2 separate regions of the Mus musculus genome follow, and region 2 is linked to region 1. The links are chromatin loops, found by intact Hi-C in ENCODE. Cell type or tissue: gastrocnemius. All regions are shown on one strand.

Evidence for each region. Peaks named below come from ENCODE experiments on the same cell type or tissue, not always from the same donor. Only the 100,000 strongest peaks of a DNase experiment are listed, where the experiment ranks them.
Region 2: it touches region 1 in a loop (14-fold over the local background); 39 of 42 quality-filtered maps call a loop at or near these places.

The regions. Positions count from the first base shown.
Region 1 is chr5:68,008,104-68,016,103 of GRCm38, reverse strand. No RefSeq gene overlaps it. Among named protein-coding and RNA genes, the nearest start is that of Grxcr1, 20 kb to the left of the region's middle. In gastrocnemius, a CTCF peak has its summit at 3,244 (motif pointing right); a DNase peak (open chromatin) is centred at 3,246; H3K27ac peaks cover 360 bases.
Region 2 is chr5:67,751,977-67,759,976 of GRCm38, reverse strand. It overlaps Atp8a1 (ATPase, aminophospholipid transporter (APLT), class I, type 8A, member 1), which reads left to right. Exons shown (of 37, transcript NM_001038999.2): 15 at 3,283-3,327. Among named protein-coding and RNA genes, the nearest start is that of Gm46914, 53 kb to the right of the region's middle. In gastrocnemius, CTCF peaks have their summits at 3,638 (motif pointing left) and 7,903 (motif pointing left); DNase peaks (open chromatin) are centred at 1,659, 3,619, 7,175 and 7,855.

The DNA of each region.
Region 1 (8,000 bases):
TTACACAATGGAGTACTACTCAGCTATTAAAAGGAATGAATTTATGAAATTCCTAGGCAAATGGTTGGACCTGGAGGCCATTAATCTGAGTGAGGTAACCCAATCACAAAAGAACTCAAATGATATGTACTCACTGATAAGTGGATATTAGCACAGAAACTTAGAATACCCAAGATATAGTTACAATTTGCAAAACACATGAAACTGAAAAAGAACGAAGACCAAAGTGTGGACACTTTGCCCCTTCTTAGAATTGGGAACAAAACACCCATGGAAGGAGTTACAGAGACAAAGTTTGGAGCGGAGACAAAAGGATGGACCATCTAGAGACTGCCATATCCAGGGATCCATCCCATAATCAGCCTCCAAACGCTGACACCATTGCATACACTGGCAAGATTTTGCTGAAAGGACCCTGATATAGCTGTCTCTTGTGAGACTATGTCGGGGCCTAGCAAACACAGAAGTGGATGCTCACAGTCAGCTATTGGATGGATCACAGGGCCCCCAATGGAGGAGCTAGAGAAAGTACCCAAGGAACTGGGGGCAGATCTGCAACCCTATAGGTGGAACAACAATATGAACTAACCAGTACCCCGGAGCTCGTGTCTGTAGCTGCATAAGTATCAGAAGATGGCCTTGTCTGCCATCATTGGAAAGAGAGGTCCCTTGGTCTTGCAAACTTTATATCCCTCAGTACGGGGAAATGCCATGGCCAAGAAGTGGGAGTGGGTGGGTAGGGGAGTAGGGTGGGTAGAGTCTGGGGGACTTTGGGGATAGCATTTGAAATGTAAATGAAGAAAATACCTAATTAAAAAAATTAAATTAAACAAAAAGAATCTGTGATCTCAATGTTGTGTAAAAATTTCTATCTATCACAACTGATTGGGATAGAATAGTTCAGAAATTCTCAGCAGTTTGTCCTGGAAGCTTGTAAATAAAAATTCCAGGTTTCTTCATTGTATCTTTATCGTGGAGCTAAAATGGGCAGAGGGGTTGTAGAAACACATTGTTGTTACCTGGGAGCAGAGACAGCATAAATCACACACACCCAGAAACTGTCCTTGAGTTGGCATTCCTAGGAGAACCAACAGCCATGGAGGTATAGCTCCATTTTCTAAGTTCTAAAATTCCAAAGACCCTATAAAAAGATGGGGGATGTGTCTAGATGAGTAAAAGTACTTTTCATTCAAACCTGATTCTCTGAGTTTGGATACACAGAACCAATTTAAAAGCCAGCCACAGCAGCGTGGATCTGTCATCGTAATGCACTTCCTACAAGAAAAGAGAGGAGAGCTGGAAACAGGCGAAGCTCCAGATGCTGTGTGCCCGATAACACACAGAGGTGAAGTGACCCTGTCTAAAACAAGATGGAAGGTGTAGATCGGCACTCAAAGGTCCTCTGACCTCTACACAGTGCATATGTGCCGTGATTCACATATACTCCCACCCACACTCGTGAACAAGCAGAAACATACACTCACCTATGCGATGCACTTTTTACAGCCTATTCAGTGGAGAGCTTCATCTGCAGCCCTCAGCAGGTGTGTTTTGAGCTGCTCACCTGAACCACTCTTCTCCTCCCCGAGTCTGGCTAACAGCTTGAGTGACTGAGCAATGGGAATACAATCTCGAACTCAGATTACAGAGAAATAGAACATAGCAATTCTAGGCTCTTCAAAGGCAGACTGAGACGGAGGAAATAGCTGTCTTGATTCTTGGCTCTTCTCAAGACTTGGTATTATGCCCTGCCTTATGTTGCTGAACTTTATATCCCTGTATACTTGAACTCGTTTGAAGCTTCATGTGGCTTCCAATCAACCTCTGAGGTGCCAGGGAAAAATTCATCAAAGTAGTTGCTCCTTCCTATTACCAAACTGCACCAAAATTCCAATGCAAGCGTACTATCTTTCTGGAACTAGTAAGTATGATAGATTGAATTTAAGTAGATGAAGCATTTGAGTGAAATGATGGTGATGGTTTAGACTACTTTGGGAGTTTTGCTTGCTCTTATGTGTTGAGTGGTCATTGCTTTTAAATGGGATCCTGTCACAAATGCTCATCTTTCCCATCTTCTGCACTGCTGCCACAATCTCCATCTCTCTCAATAGGGCTACCAACACCAGAACATCACCTATGCTTCCTTGGAAACATCACTGGTGTCTTCTTCCTACATTCAGAGTCCCCACCTCAGCCCAGCTCCTCTGTTGAGAACCTCCCTCTCAATTATAAGATCTAGGTGTATCACAAATCTACAAACCAGCTTTGACTTCTATATTTTCTAAAGCATGAAAAAGCATAGGTCAAAAAATCCAAAGGGATGAAAGTAGACTAGTGAGCTCCCCTAAAACATTTGAAAGATTAACATCCATTTCTTATGCTCTTCTGACTAGCAGTTTCATAAAGTTCCATGGTTACTTTCACCCCCCATCAAAGTGTTTCCATGGGATATTTTCCCTTCTCTCTCTCCCATTCTAATTGCCTCCTTCCTTCCTCCGTCCCCTCTGTTGGTGAAATATTTTGTTCCATCTTTCTCCACTTCCGATTTTTGGGCTCTGGCACCTGGTGAGCACATGAATGTTCTTCAGTTGTAGAACGTGATGCAGCTGGCCTTTTATGGGAAATGGAAAGAGGCAAAACCCTTCTCTGATGGCGTGCGGGCTCATCTGGCTTTTTAAGACTTGTCTTTATGATTCATATTGTAAAGACCTCAATGACATTCTCATATCAAGAGAGCAGCCATGGCCCTGAGAGCAACCCCTTGTCATAGAAGCAGATGGAGCTGAATCGCCTTAATGGTACATTTAATATTTTATGAATGAGCTCTAACCTCTGAGAACCATTTCATTCAGCAAGGCTAGGTTGTAATTCAGTCAGCGATTCCTAAAATATGGTTACTTAAAAGTCTTTCTTAAACTGTACCAACTGTAGCACAGCATGATCTCCCTTATAATTCGATTATTTTATACCCCCTTTACTATTCTGAAAGAAAACGGATAGCTGTAAGTTCCACCCCCATAGAGACAGCCCAATCATCCTACAGTTTCTTCTCCACAACTCTTAAACAAAAGTCAAGTTCTGGAAACTGACAGGATTGATGTGTGATAACAAAATTTACATTACAGCTGATCCAGACATACGATGAGACACCTAAAAATCCCTGGACAGGGCTTCCCTTAATGACACCACCAACCACAGCCACCTACCACGTAAGCAACAGCATGCAGCAGTTTCCAGAATGACCCCCAGGGGGCAGTGCATCCCTGACCGAGAGGCACTTATGTAATTTATCTTAAGTTTCTCCTGAAGTAGTTCTTAGCCCAGCTCCTTCTGGTGCTTTAGAATTCCCACATGCTTCCCTTCCCTGTTTTCTTATAGGTGTGATTAGAATTCCCTCGGGTACATCTACTGCTCCTTCCTCAGAACACTGGTGTTACTCATTGTCTCCACAGTGGATTAAATCCAATGTCTAGCTCCCATGTCCTGCTAAGCAATCAGGATTCAAAATTCCTTAAGCTCCTGCCCTCAACGAACCACTGGCATAGAGAGAATAGAGATGGATAAATCTCTAGTTGTTGGCTGTTGTTGTTGCTGCTGCTGCTGCTGTTTCACAAATGATACCAGCACTGGAACATACAACTGATAAGTTGCTTTTTGGCCTGGGAAGACAGACAAGTAGAGCCTATTTTTGTGGCCTATTTAGAGGGTTTGAACGTTTGCTGTTTTGAAAGCTGAATTTTTTTTTTTTTTTTTTTTTTGGCCTGTAAACTTGTAGTCTTTCAGAAGCCAAGATTTACAATATCCAATTATGAAATCATATTTGAATACAAGAATCTGGCTGTGTATAAATTATTTGGAGTGAGGCACTCCATTCTAGTCAGGCTACTTCCATTTTTGGATGCTTTATAAATAACAGTGTTGATGATATTTATTATGACTGTTTACTAAGAAGTGTCCTGTGTGTTACTTCTTTCAGCCCTTAAAACAAACCTGCACAGTATAAAATATATTCCCAATTTTACACATGAGGAAACCAAGGCACAGAAACATTAAAAGTATTGCTCAAAGTTATCAAAATAAGAATTGACATGCAAAACGAATTCCTGCAGCCTCGCTTTAGAATGTTGGGATATCAGAAATGAAAACCCAATTTCCCAATGTTGCTCTCTCTCTCTCTCTCTCTCTCTCTCTCTCTCTCTCTCTCTCTCTCTCTCATTTCTGGCTGAATGAAACCCCTTGTTCTATTTCTGGAAAATATAAAAAGCCTCTTATCTTTTGTGTTTCCGTGTGTGGTGAACTATGCGCCCTCAGTCCTGTGCAGTGGAAAGTTTTCATTTTCATGTCTCTTATGAACCCGCTGGAAGATCACATAGGAACAAATAAAATTCCTGGGAGTAGAAAGGCAGCCAACATGTACTTGACAGTGGCATGTCCTTTACAGATCTGGCTGTGGTATTGGTGGATGTCCTTAGGAAGCAAGAGGTTCAACATTTTGCAGTGATGACTACTAATTTGTTTTAAGAAACATCATGTCTCAACAACTATAACATTCCTACAACTTCTAGGATATTTATACTCCTTTAAAGGAATAGAAAGAGCAATTGGTTGGATCTGTTATACTGCTGGGCCAATTGTAGGAATGAGATATGGGCAAAGCTCAGAGAAGGAAGGAGAAGGGAGCTCAGAAATAATACTCCATTGTTTCCATTCTCAAAGAAGAAAGTCAAGGAAGCCATATGGATAATTAGGGAGACTTTGCAAATTAAAACTGTGTTTCAACGGACACATTTTTCCCTTAACACTGCCCCATGCTACCATGCCTCACGATGACCTACAAGATCATATTTACACTCTTCAATTAAATCTTAAATTGCAATTATTTTTATTGATGTGCTCTGTACATTGTTGACTACATGGCCTATTGAGAGCACCAGTATCATTGAGGGCTTTCGTTCCCAGTCTTTTCCCCTGATAAGTACTGGGCACCTGCTCCTCCATTATTCTCCTGTCCGTAGCACACCTGCTGGTCTCTAGAGCATCTGGCTTGGCAAAGTTACCTATGTATTTGCCTTCGCCTCTCTAATTACAATTCAAAGCCACTGTTTTATTTGGGAAGGAAAGACTAAAATAAAACCTAATCAAGAGAAAGGAAACGATCGAGTCCTAAACAGAGAGTCATGCAGTCATGCTGGTAGAAAGAAATAGGCTAATTAAGAAAATGAGAGCAAAGGGGACATGCAGGAGAGAGAGTCAGGGACAGTGGCATCAGGACAGAGGGTCAGGGAGCACTGTGACAAATTCAGACCTGACTTTCAAATGAGCACTTGTGTTCAAGGAGGGGTGAAGCAGATAAGGCCCCATAGCAGATAAGTCAGGCATGGGTTGTGTTCAACACAAGGCTAGGTTGAGGTAAGGGACTGGTCTGAGCAGGATTCTCAGAAACCGCCCTTCAGGTAGGGACTCTGTCATGTGCCCATCATGATGGTAAGGAAAGATCTAGAAAAGGCTAAGCAACGAGTAGCAGTTTTGGGGACCATAGAGGGTATGTGACGGTTCAGAGTCAAGACCCAGGAACAGCAGGGATTGATGTAAGAAAAGTAAAATCCCAGTTACCTGGACACGGCCAACAGCATGGTACGTGGATGCAGTCAGTGCTTACTGGAGTTTTGCCCTCGGCTGCCTGATGGACGAGGTTCACTCATTTGTACTGAGTCTTATTCTATATCCTATAGTCTCAAAAAAAGGGGGGGGGCACAAGCTCAAAACTCAAAGCTGAACCTCAGAAAACTGAAGCTCCCCAGATCACATGTAGCATGTGGAGCAAAGTGACAATAAATAAAGAAAATAATGACAAAGGAAAACATGGCAGTTGAATGAGTATCACAGCATCAGTATGGAAGCAGACCTGTAGCCCAACCTTGACAGCCACCCACCCCCAAAAAATTCCATTTTGAACTGAAGCAAACAGTTTTGAGGAATTTTTATACACTTCTCTATAAAATTAAGACATAAAAATGTAGAAAGTAGGAGAAAGGGGGAGAGATCGTAAGCCATGTACCTGAAATATCCCCATATGATCTAAAGGTTTAGAGTTGTTGTTGTTGTTGTTGTTGTTGTCATTTTTACTTTTCCTGGTTGTTGTGTATAAACTTCCTAGGAATGACCCTAATTATGATTTAGACCTTAAAGGTCTCCCCAAAGTCAAGTCTCTCCACCTAATGAGAGTGTTAGGAAAAGATAAGAGGAGAAAGGAGAGTAGAGTGAAAGAGGGTGTAAATGTAATGAAAATACATCGTGAATATATGGACGTGTTGTTCAGTTCATATCCACAATAAAACAGCCTTCATTGTAGCACTACTGTATGATGCTTGAATCTTTAGGAGGTAGGGCTAGAGACAGGAAGTTAAATCATAAGAGACCCATCTTTGAAGGGCATATTACACAATTCCCCGCCCCCGCAATACCTTTCACTTCCTAACCATCAAGAAATGGTTACTTCCACCACACATAACACATTTCTACCATGATGCTACCCAGAGCTGTAGGACCAAGTGACCATAAACTAAAATCTCTGACTCTATTGGCTCAAATAAAGCTTTTCTACTTATAAATTGATGTTCTCTGGCATCTTGATTTGATTTCAGAAAGTTAAGAGTGTTTTGAAGAAAGGACAGTCTAGGTCAACATGTTACCCTATAAATCACTGGGTGAGATTCATTCTCTCCTGTAAACAGGACAAGTTGTCAGAACTGTGAAATCTCTTTCGAAGAGACAAGTTTTCCTCTGGCTGGCACCAGCATTCAAATTTCTTCTCCCAGCATGAGATTCCTGGGAAAGGTCCACTTTCTTATATCTCATTATTATGTCTTTCTGGCTCCTTTACAGACTTTGTGAAATGACACTAACTTCTAAATCAGCTTCCTCTTCACTGCCCTGTGATGTCTGAGTGAGATTACCTGCCAATGTTCCATTTCCAAATAACATCACTTCATTTCATACATACATACACACACACACACACACACACACACACACACACACACACACACACACCACAACACACATGGCTTTTTAGTCACATTGAAGCTCGAGACCAAAGTCTGCACTACCTGGGTTGGTAATCTCAGACTGAGTACGCTGCACTAGCAGCCCTCAGACATGGCAGCTAGGCCTGCACTGATTCTTTGATCTTAGTGTGTTAGTCTTTGTTGCCATCCATCCTTATTTTTGCCAAGTCTTACTTGAATGCTTATGTCTCCTCTCTGGTTCTTTTTCTATGCATGGAGTCTCTTCCATCCTCACTTTGGAACCTCTATGCTGCCTAATTTTTTTCCTCCCATCCCTAATTTTTTTTTCATCATGATGTCTTTGTCTTTGTGCTTTTGCTCTACTTTGAAATGTGTCTTCTACCTGACCTTCAGACTCCAGTTCTGACCTCATGGTGACGGATCTCTCTTTAATTCCCCTTCTCATTTTTAAACTTGAAACATCAAAGCATTGAATTTTAAGAAATCGCTCCCAAACTACCTCCCTGAGCCTTGGGAATGGCTCCGGCTTCCTCTCCCTCTGTTCTCCTTTTTTCTTTTCTCTTCCTTCCTCTTTGATTTATTTCACACACACACACAAAAAAGCTGCAAAGTCCCCTTAGGTTGTGATCTCGTTTGCATATCTGGGATTCTATTCTTTTTGCTCTCAGTAGTGAAGAACCCGAGACAAAGCTCCACACTGTCACCTCCTAGGTCTGAGATGTTCCTCTAGACTTTTAGGGATCTCAACTCAAGTCAAACTAAGACTAATGGTTGCCACCAAATACAATATGAGGAATAGCTAGCATAATGAAACAGGGTTACAAATACTGTCTAAAATGTTTTAATGTAAGCATAAGGCAGAGTTGAGAAAAAGAGAGGCATTTACTTGAAAGTAAGGCACAACTTAGGTGTGAATGTGAGCATCTCAAAAGACTCACACAAAGTAAATATACCCAAGTGTGGGTACAGGTC
Region 2 (8,000 bases), 260 kb after region 1:
CCACATGTACAGAAGCAGAACTCTTCCCTGGTCTGTTGATAACTCCTTAAAGCACTAGTGTGTGAAGACAGGGTGGCTTTGACAAATGTCTGTCCTGTCAGTTAGAAGGTCAATGAAATGTCTTGGTGAGAACACTCCCTAAGAATGAAGTGAAGAGATAAGGTATGAATTCTACCTTATCCACAGTCTATTAAACAACCAGGACGGCTCCTTTAGTTATTGTTACTTTATTTTTATTTTGTGGGACCAGACATTTGATCATTATAAACAAATGAAGGTTCTTACAAACAAGCTGTGTCTTTACTGACCACAGAATGCCAGTAGTTTACACGTCAGGTTTTGTTTACAAATGGAGTCTTAGATGTCCTCATGTGACCTTCAACAATTTCCTTTCAGATGTTCTTAGCTCTGCGGGACTCAATAAAGAGGAAAACCGGACAATCTCTTAGGTCCCAATAGTAGAGTTTCCGTTGGTTTTCTATATCCAGTGGTTTCATAGGGATAGGTGTTTAACACCAATGCTTCATTCAGAATTTCATTTTAATAAAGTATCTCTCAATTCACTTAAGCTTTGCCTCAGACTTTTCCTTTTTGAATTTCATGACAGACAACGAAATTCAAAGAAAGTTAGCAGTGACTATTTCACAGAAATTAATTTTGTGGTAGGAATGCCTCTGTTTAAACTTACTGGTTTGTTTGTTTGATTGTTTGTTTTTGGTTTTGTTTTGTTTTTTTTAACCTTAGATCATCTTATGGGGAAGTTGTAATTAAATATAAATAAAGTTATATTTATCAATTCATCTTGCTACAAACTAGGAATTACACTATAAACCTTTAGGAGAGTCTCAGTGTAACAGGTTACACTATGGAAATGCCTGTGCGTATTATAATCAATTGCAAATCTGCAATAGATAAGAACTTCTCTGTTCACTGGCTGGAGTTCTCAATGCCTTGAAGATTTGAAACATTTTCCTTATATCCTGATTGTCCACAATATAGTCTGGGGCTGAAAAGCAGTCAGCAATTTAATCTATACTAGCTCTGGGGCAGAAAAACAGTCTATTAAGCAACCTGAATGACTCTTTTTGTCATTGTTATTTTATTTGTATTTCGTGGTGAAAACAAATGAAGATTCCATGTCCATACTTACTAACGAATGTCAATATTTTACAGGGCAGGTTTTGTTTACAAATAGTATGTTTAGGCGGAGATGACTAATCCTACAAACCCGAGGAGAGACTCATCAGGTTACCATACGCCTAGCCCCAAGGACTAGATTACAGCCAGTAGGTGTGTCTGGTGGCCAACCTTGACCTGTCATTTGCATATAAGAGAAGAAGCCGGCCTCCTGCAGCTGGCTCTTGGTTAGGTAGTAGAAACCTAGTCAAGCAGAGTTTGCATGGTTCCCACTCAGAGTTCACAGTCTAACTGGGGTTAATAGATATTAATTAATTATAATACAACAGTAGTCCTAATACGAGGCAAGAATCAGTGTGAGCCTCAGATGGTGTGAAGTTATCTAAAGACTAAGGTCAAGGGACGGTTCCTGACAGAGTGATCCTCGAGCCCAGATCTGAGAAGGAGTTTAAATGAACTCCCCAGACAGCTATGACCACACTGGCATGCCTTGCCCTTGGGCCAGTAGCCAGATAGCTGGCCAACACAAGAGCTGCCAAGCTGCAGTCATAGAAACTCATGGAAACAAGTCACCTGCTGCCCACCACCCTCTGAACGAATGGTGGTACTTCGCTTCTGCCAGGGCTGCACCAGACTCCAGGGAAGGCACTGTGGCCCTTGTGTTCCGTGGCTGTTAAGCCTCAGGATTTTGGAAGCATTAGGTCCAGTGCTGGTGTGAAACAGTGAGCAGGGACCCAGTACCAGTGCAAGCTGGCAGGGCCTTCTCGCAGTGTTCATTGCTTGGACAGTTACTAGCTCTTCCAGAGACATTACTGACTGCCATTCTGTGCAGTCCAGGAGCTGGGGCCCAAACCTTGAGGGTAATCATAAATGATAGTCCCTGGGGGGCTGCAGCCCATTTCCACAGTGCATTGCCACAGGCTAGCCCCTTTCGTAGGAATCTAGCCTGAGATGGTCAGGGTGAGTCCTTCCTCTTAAAACAGTAAACACAAGCCTTTGGCAGGGAGGAGTCGTGAGCTTTGGGGGTCCCTTTTGCTGTGACTGCTGTTTATCCCTAGGGAAAACTTACTGTGCCGTGACAAGGTTAAAAGAGCAGGCAGTCATTTGGGATGTTAATGACTTCTTATTTATTTATTTATTTATTTATTTATTTATGAGCTGCTTATTATACTTATCAAAAAAAAAAACGATCTCAGCATTTTACACTCTTCCTTCATATAATCGTCTAAATGAAAGTGAAAGTACTGAATTATCATATGTAATGAAAGAAAAAGGAAATAAGAGAATCTATGCTGATATGTATGTTAGGTGTCGTATGAACTATGCCAAGGGGTCCTTCCCTATGTTTCCATGAGCTAGTGGATAAAATTAAAGTATGGATAGAAGACTTTTTTTTTAAAGATTAAAAAGTGGGCTGTTGAGATGGCTCAGTGGGTAAGAGCACTGACTGCTCTTCCAAAGGTCCTGAGTTCAAATCCCAGCAACCACATGGTGGCTCACAACCACCCGTAATGAGATCTGATGCCCTCTTCTGGTGCGTCTGAAGACAACTACAGTGTACTTACGTATAATAATAAAATAAATCTTTTTTAAAAAAGATTAAAAAGTATTTGATGGGTGGACCATTTTAAATATCAGTGGCTCCATTTAATTAAACAAATACAGTTAACTTTTACTCCCATTACCCTCTTAGGAAGTTATTGTGTCAAGCCAGTCAAAGCTTCCTGAAAATTATACAACAGATTTTTTTTAATGTGTGACGTGCCCATTTTTTAACTGTGCCCGACATGACTAGCATGTATGTATCATTGAAACACATTGTTATGGTTATAAATATAAATAATGCACTTCCTACTGGCTCTATAGCATATGTTTCAACAGCTAAATTTAAACATATTCAATACTAAATTTTGACCTCTATGCACCGTTCAATTCTGGGGTACAGGGTACCTTTGTAAATCCACTTGGTTACCATAAATCCTCATGTTCTCCTCCCTGTACTAACTGCCATTCTCCCAGATCCAACTAAATGTTCATCTTCTTAACTTTCTAGAAACCCGCCTCTCAGCTCTCCTTCTCCATGGTTTTATGTTTCCAGCCTTTCTGTGATTATTTTTCCCTCTCTTTCTGTCCCTCCTCCTGAAGCCATGTCCCTGAACCTGAGGATTATGGGTGCTCGCCCGATGAATGGTAAGCTACGTGGTACTTCCACTGCTCTCTTTGAAAGCTTCTGATGTATTGCTTTGTAAACAGGCTTTTCTGGTCTCTGGGAGCCATCTTCACAGGTGTTGGGTGATGATGCTCTGTACTGGGTATTAAACTCAGAGTATCCTTGATTTTTCTATCGAAAGCCCTTGTAAACATATTCTAAAGCTTTAAAGGTTGCTGGAGTCTTATATTATTTATCTATAAGGCGGTAGGGATCGATTCCAAAGTGCCTGGGCAGGAAAATCTGCTGCTGCAGCAATTAAAGCTTGCTTATGGTTTTTTTTTTAGCTCAGCACTGCCCCCTTCTGCCACTGTGCGGATAACGCGCCCATGGACCAGATAATGCAGCTACAGGCCCAAGTGGTACAAGTTTCCTTTTAACATTGTTCATTATTTCTATGTCTCTTCAGAGGCTATAAAATGAAGACCTTTAAATGTAAGGCCAAAGTGTTCTAGAACTAGACTTCCTGCAACCTATCAGTAAATGTACATTCATCATAGATTTATTAAAAATAGCATAGTATAAATTTAATTTCACTCCTATGGGAAGCTTTTTGCTTTTGTTTTGTTTTACATTAAAATTCTTTCAGCCATGTATTTGCATTTTTATCTAGGGGAATTTAGTGTATTTTGTTACTTGTATGATTTGTCATGATCTTGTGGCAAATAAAATTTGAACAATTATAGTTTCTTTAAAGCTAGTGATTTTGAAAAAAAGACTTCTATTTATCTGGACCTCATAGGCTTTATGATTAAGTTATATTTCCACGATCCATTGAACTCCAGTTACAGAATAAGTTTTCAGCCTTCTTGGGATTTATTTCAGTAAAGTGGGGATTTGATATGAGTTTTCAGTAAGCCTCATAGCACCCAGGATTACAGAGGCAGCTGTTTGACTCCTGTGACCGGTGCCACCAACAGTGCTCATTACAAGGAGTCCTACACATTCTGACACCTATCACAGTCATTTGGCTCTTCATACCACTCAGACGAGCATTTTATCATTGCTTGCCTTAGCCTTGCCTACATTCCTACTTATCTGGTCCCGCGACCCTGTAGTTAAAGCTTTTACTGTGGATACTCTTTGACCCAGGTCAGATGTTATCTAAATAAACCCTGCCTCCTTTTTTTTTTTTTAACACCTATGCATCTTTATATGCTGCTTGTCTATAGGACAGTTTGACCCATTTTAATACCATTAAGTACTGTAGAATTGATACACATATCTCTCTTAAGAGACATGACTCCTTTTTCTTAGTCTCGCTGTGGTTTTCTCCAAAGTCTTATATTATTTTCCCAGATCATTTAAAACATTAGACTTTGAGCAGGGGTTGTTTCATGCCACTAACCACTGTTGGAAAAGGGGTTATGTCATTTATCTTGCTCATAAGTTTTTTTTTTTTCATTAAAGTATCTTTTGGGGGGGAATCTAAGTTCAAATGAAATATAACAACTTTTTCATGAATTATGTATTTTCACTCTGCCATTGAGTCTAAAAGTGCACCAGGAAAGACGAGTATCATTTTATGGAAAAGGCACTTTGTTTATTTGTATACTTGGGGGGGGGGGGGGGTCTCTGTCTACACTTGTAGGTTTGCAAAGGTAAAGATGCAGGGTTTTTTTTTTTTTTTTTTTTTTTTTTGAGGTTCTGTGTAGGGTTATGTGGAGTGGCCATGCATGTGAGCTTTGGACTCTGACCATCAATGTTTAGACCCTGACCTGTCCTTCACACAAGTTACTAACTACCTGAGTAGACTTATTGGAAGACTATGACCACCATTAGCCGTTAAATCAGTAGGAAACATTGACAATTAACTAAGCCCTAACTAGAAGGCTAGTGCTGGTGGCACTATAATTCTCAGTCTGCACCATCTATCTGACATGATCATTTTCAAGTTGATAGGTTTTATAGAGAGAAGCCTGTAAGTAGTCTCCCCAAGAACACAACCAGCGGACATGGGTGAGAGCCAGAGGTAATCCTGGCTTAGCCTGATTATGAAAGGTGTGTTAGTGCCGTCACACGTCTGTAGACTTGAAAGACTTGTGTTTCTTTTGGAGCACGGGATAGCTTTGCATTTCAAGCCCTAACTGATTTTATTTCAGTTGAATTGCTGAGGTTGTTAAGGAGAGGCAAATTGAACATCTACCGTTTGACTGAGTTGAGGAACCCTAACTCAGAAGCTCATACAAGACTCCATACTTCCAAGGGCCTCATCTAATTGGTTTTATATTGCTGAGAAAACCAAGATCAACTGTGGCCGTGGTGGAACCCTGTGCTCTGCATATGTGACAGTGGCTCTATGCTACTGCTGCAGGAGGAGAGACTATGGAAGACTCTCTCCAAAACTCTAGAAGTCATCTCAATAGCTGCTTGGCAGCTTTGTCTGGCAATGTGAAGTTGACTGAATGCCACGTAGCAAGCTTGTAGCTGTCTGTTTAATTGTCCTGCTTGAAATGGCACTCACCACAAAAATGTTAAGAAAATCCACATGTGAAAATTATGTGTTTATATTTGGTCCATTCTAAAGACCCTTTCAAATATACTCTTGGCATTAAAGACTGTGCAATAGCTGAAATCCTCTAAAAATGTATTAATATAAGTGATTTGTCTAGATTATGACTTCCCAGTGCATAGCTACTAACTCTAGAATTGGCACTGTTTCCTGTTGTTGCCAAGAACCATAAACAAACGTGGAGACTTGGAGACCAATTCCTTTCTATTAAAAACCATTATCTAAATTGATAGTATCAATATTGGAAGGACTAGAGAGAAAAACATCCATGTAATTATAAGTTATCACATGATTACTTTCAAAAACCCACAAATATTCATAATCATTTTCTCTTAAAAAATTATTTTGGAAAGTTTAAATATAAGCAGAATGAACAAATGTCCCCATCAGTTATTTTAACAGGCTATGCCCTGGGTCACCCTTATCCCTCCTGTGCCTTTCTACCCTTATTATTCTGAAGCAAATCTAAGTAGATATGTTTGTTTTTTCTTAACTTCTTGATACAGTCACACGTTATGTTCTTGTTATTTTTCAAGTAAATGACAGTGGGGTGACAGAGAGCTTGCCTTAGAGCTGGCCCTGCAGTCGTTCAGTGGTTTTTTGTTTTTGTTTTTGTTTTGTTTTTTTGTATTATTATAGTATCTGCAGGTTGAACAAGTTTCTCTTTTCTGCTTGGTTATTTTCTCATTTTACCTAGCCTATAATTATGTGTGGCGTGAGTGGCATTTATTTATTCTGCTGTAGAAGGTAGGCTGGGTAGAGCATTCTTCCAGGCGTGCCCTTAGAATAATGAGAGCTAACCCATCTCCATTAGCATCAGTCTTCAAAGGAGTCCCCTTGGCAGGCTCTTTCTTCAGCAGTGCAGACTCTCACACAGCATTTTAGAACTCCTCTTTTGTAATTGCTTTCAGAAATACTTGCAGTCACCCAGGAAACTGAGTCTCATTTACTTTGATCAAAACCAACCATTATCTAGCCAAAACAGTGCATTTAATCACCCATTCAAATTCTTGGACTTAACTACTCTGAGTAACAAACTCATTACTAAAAAAATTAAATCTACCAGCAAGCAGTTTTGACTACCAATGAACAGGACCTTAAAAAAATCCTAGAGGTACAGACTCTTTTAAAAAACAGTTCTCTGACTGCTGGGGCCAGAAGCCCTTAAGCTGAGGCAGGTCCACTAGGTTAGGGAAGAGATCAGCCCCTGAGTCAGAGAGGATGCTGAGCAAACAGGCTTTGTACAACCGTGTTCATTGCCTCAGAAAACTGACTTGCGCTACCAAAGGAGCTCTGCCTCAGGTCGTCCGGGAGATGTGGCACGGATCAGGAAGCCAGCCTCTACACGGGTGCTGTACAGTGGGCAGTGAGCTTGTCCAGGCCGACACATTGTGCAAGTGCTCTCTCAACTGCTCTTTCTTTACATCCAGTCTGTCACACAATATCTCGGGGAGCATGTGCCAGTGGCTCCCGTTCACCCGGCCTCCAAACCTGAAGAGACTCCAAGACCAATGGGGTGTTGTTTTGTTTTAATCCACACTAGTCATGGAAGTATTAAAGAGAGAAAAATACACCTTTCTCCTGGGACTGAGATTTTTATCATTTTAAAAACTGAATCATTTGAATAGAAAGATGAGTTCTCCCAGAGCTGCGACTCAGCTTCTCTGTGATAATTGCCATAAGGTAATTATTATGCAGCTTTATGTGTTCAAATGTATCCTCAGCTGAAGGACTTTCTGGCCCCAGCAGTCAGATCACTGCTTTGTTAAAAGCCAAGCATCAGTCCAGACCTTATAGGACAATGATTAGCCGTGTTTCTATGGTTTTGTACCATTTAGCCTGGCAGATCACCTATACCAGCAGTAATCTCCCTGTGGCTGGAGAGCTCTTGCCCTGTGGTCCCCCATGGGTTTCGTTCCTTGGACCAACTTAAGGGAAGAATGCCAAGAAGTCTCCTTTCAAACCCTATTCCATTTGGAAAGGTTTATGAGCCAGAGAAAACTGGGCTGGAGCAGAGGCGTGAAGGGAGGACCTGCCACCTAGTGGTCCAAGTTCTGAAACACACTCCTGACTTTTGGAAGGCAAAAGAAGCAAGCCACTTTGTGGAAAATGCCAGTAGGAGATCGAGGGATGTAAAGAATG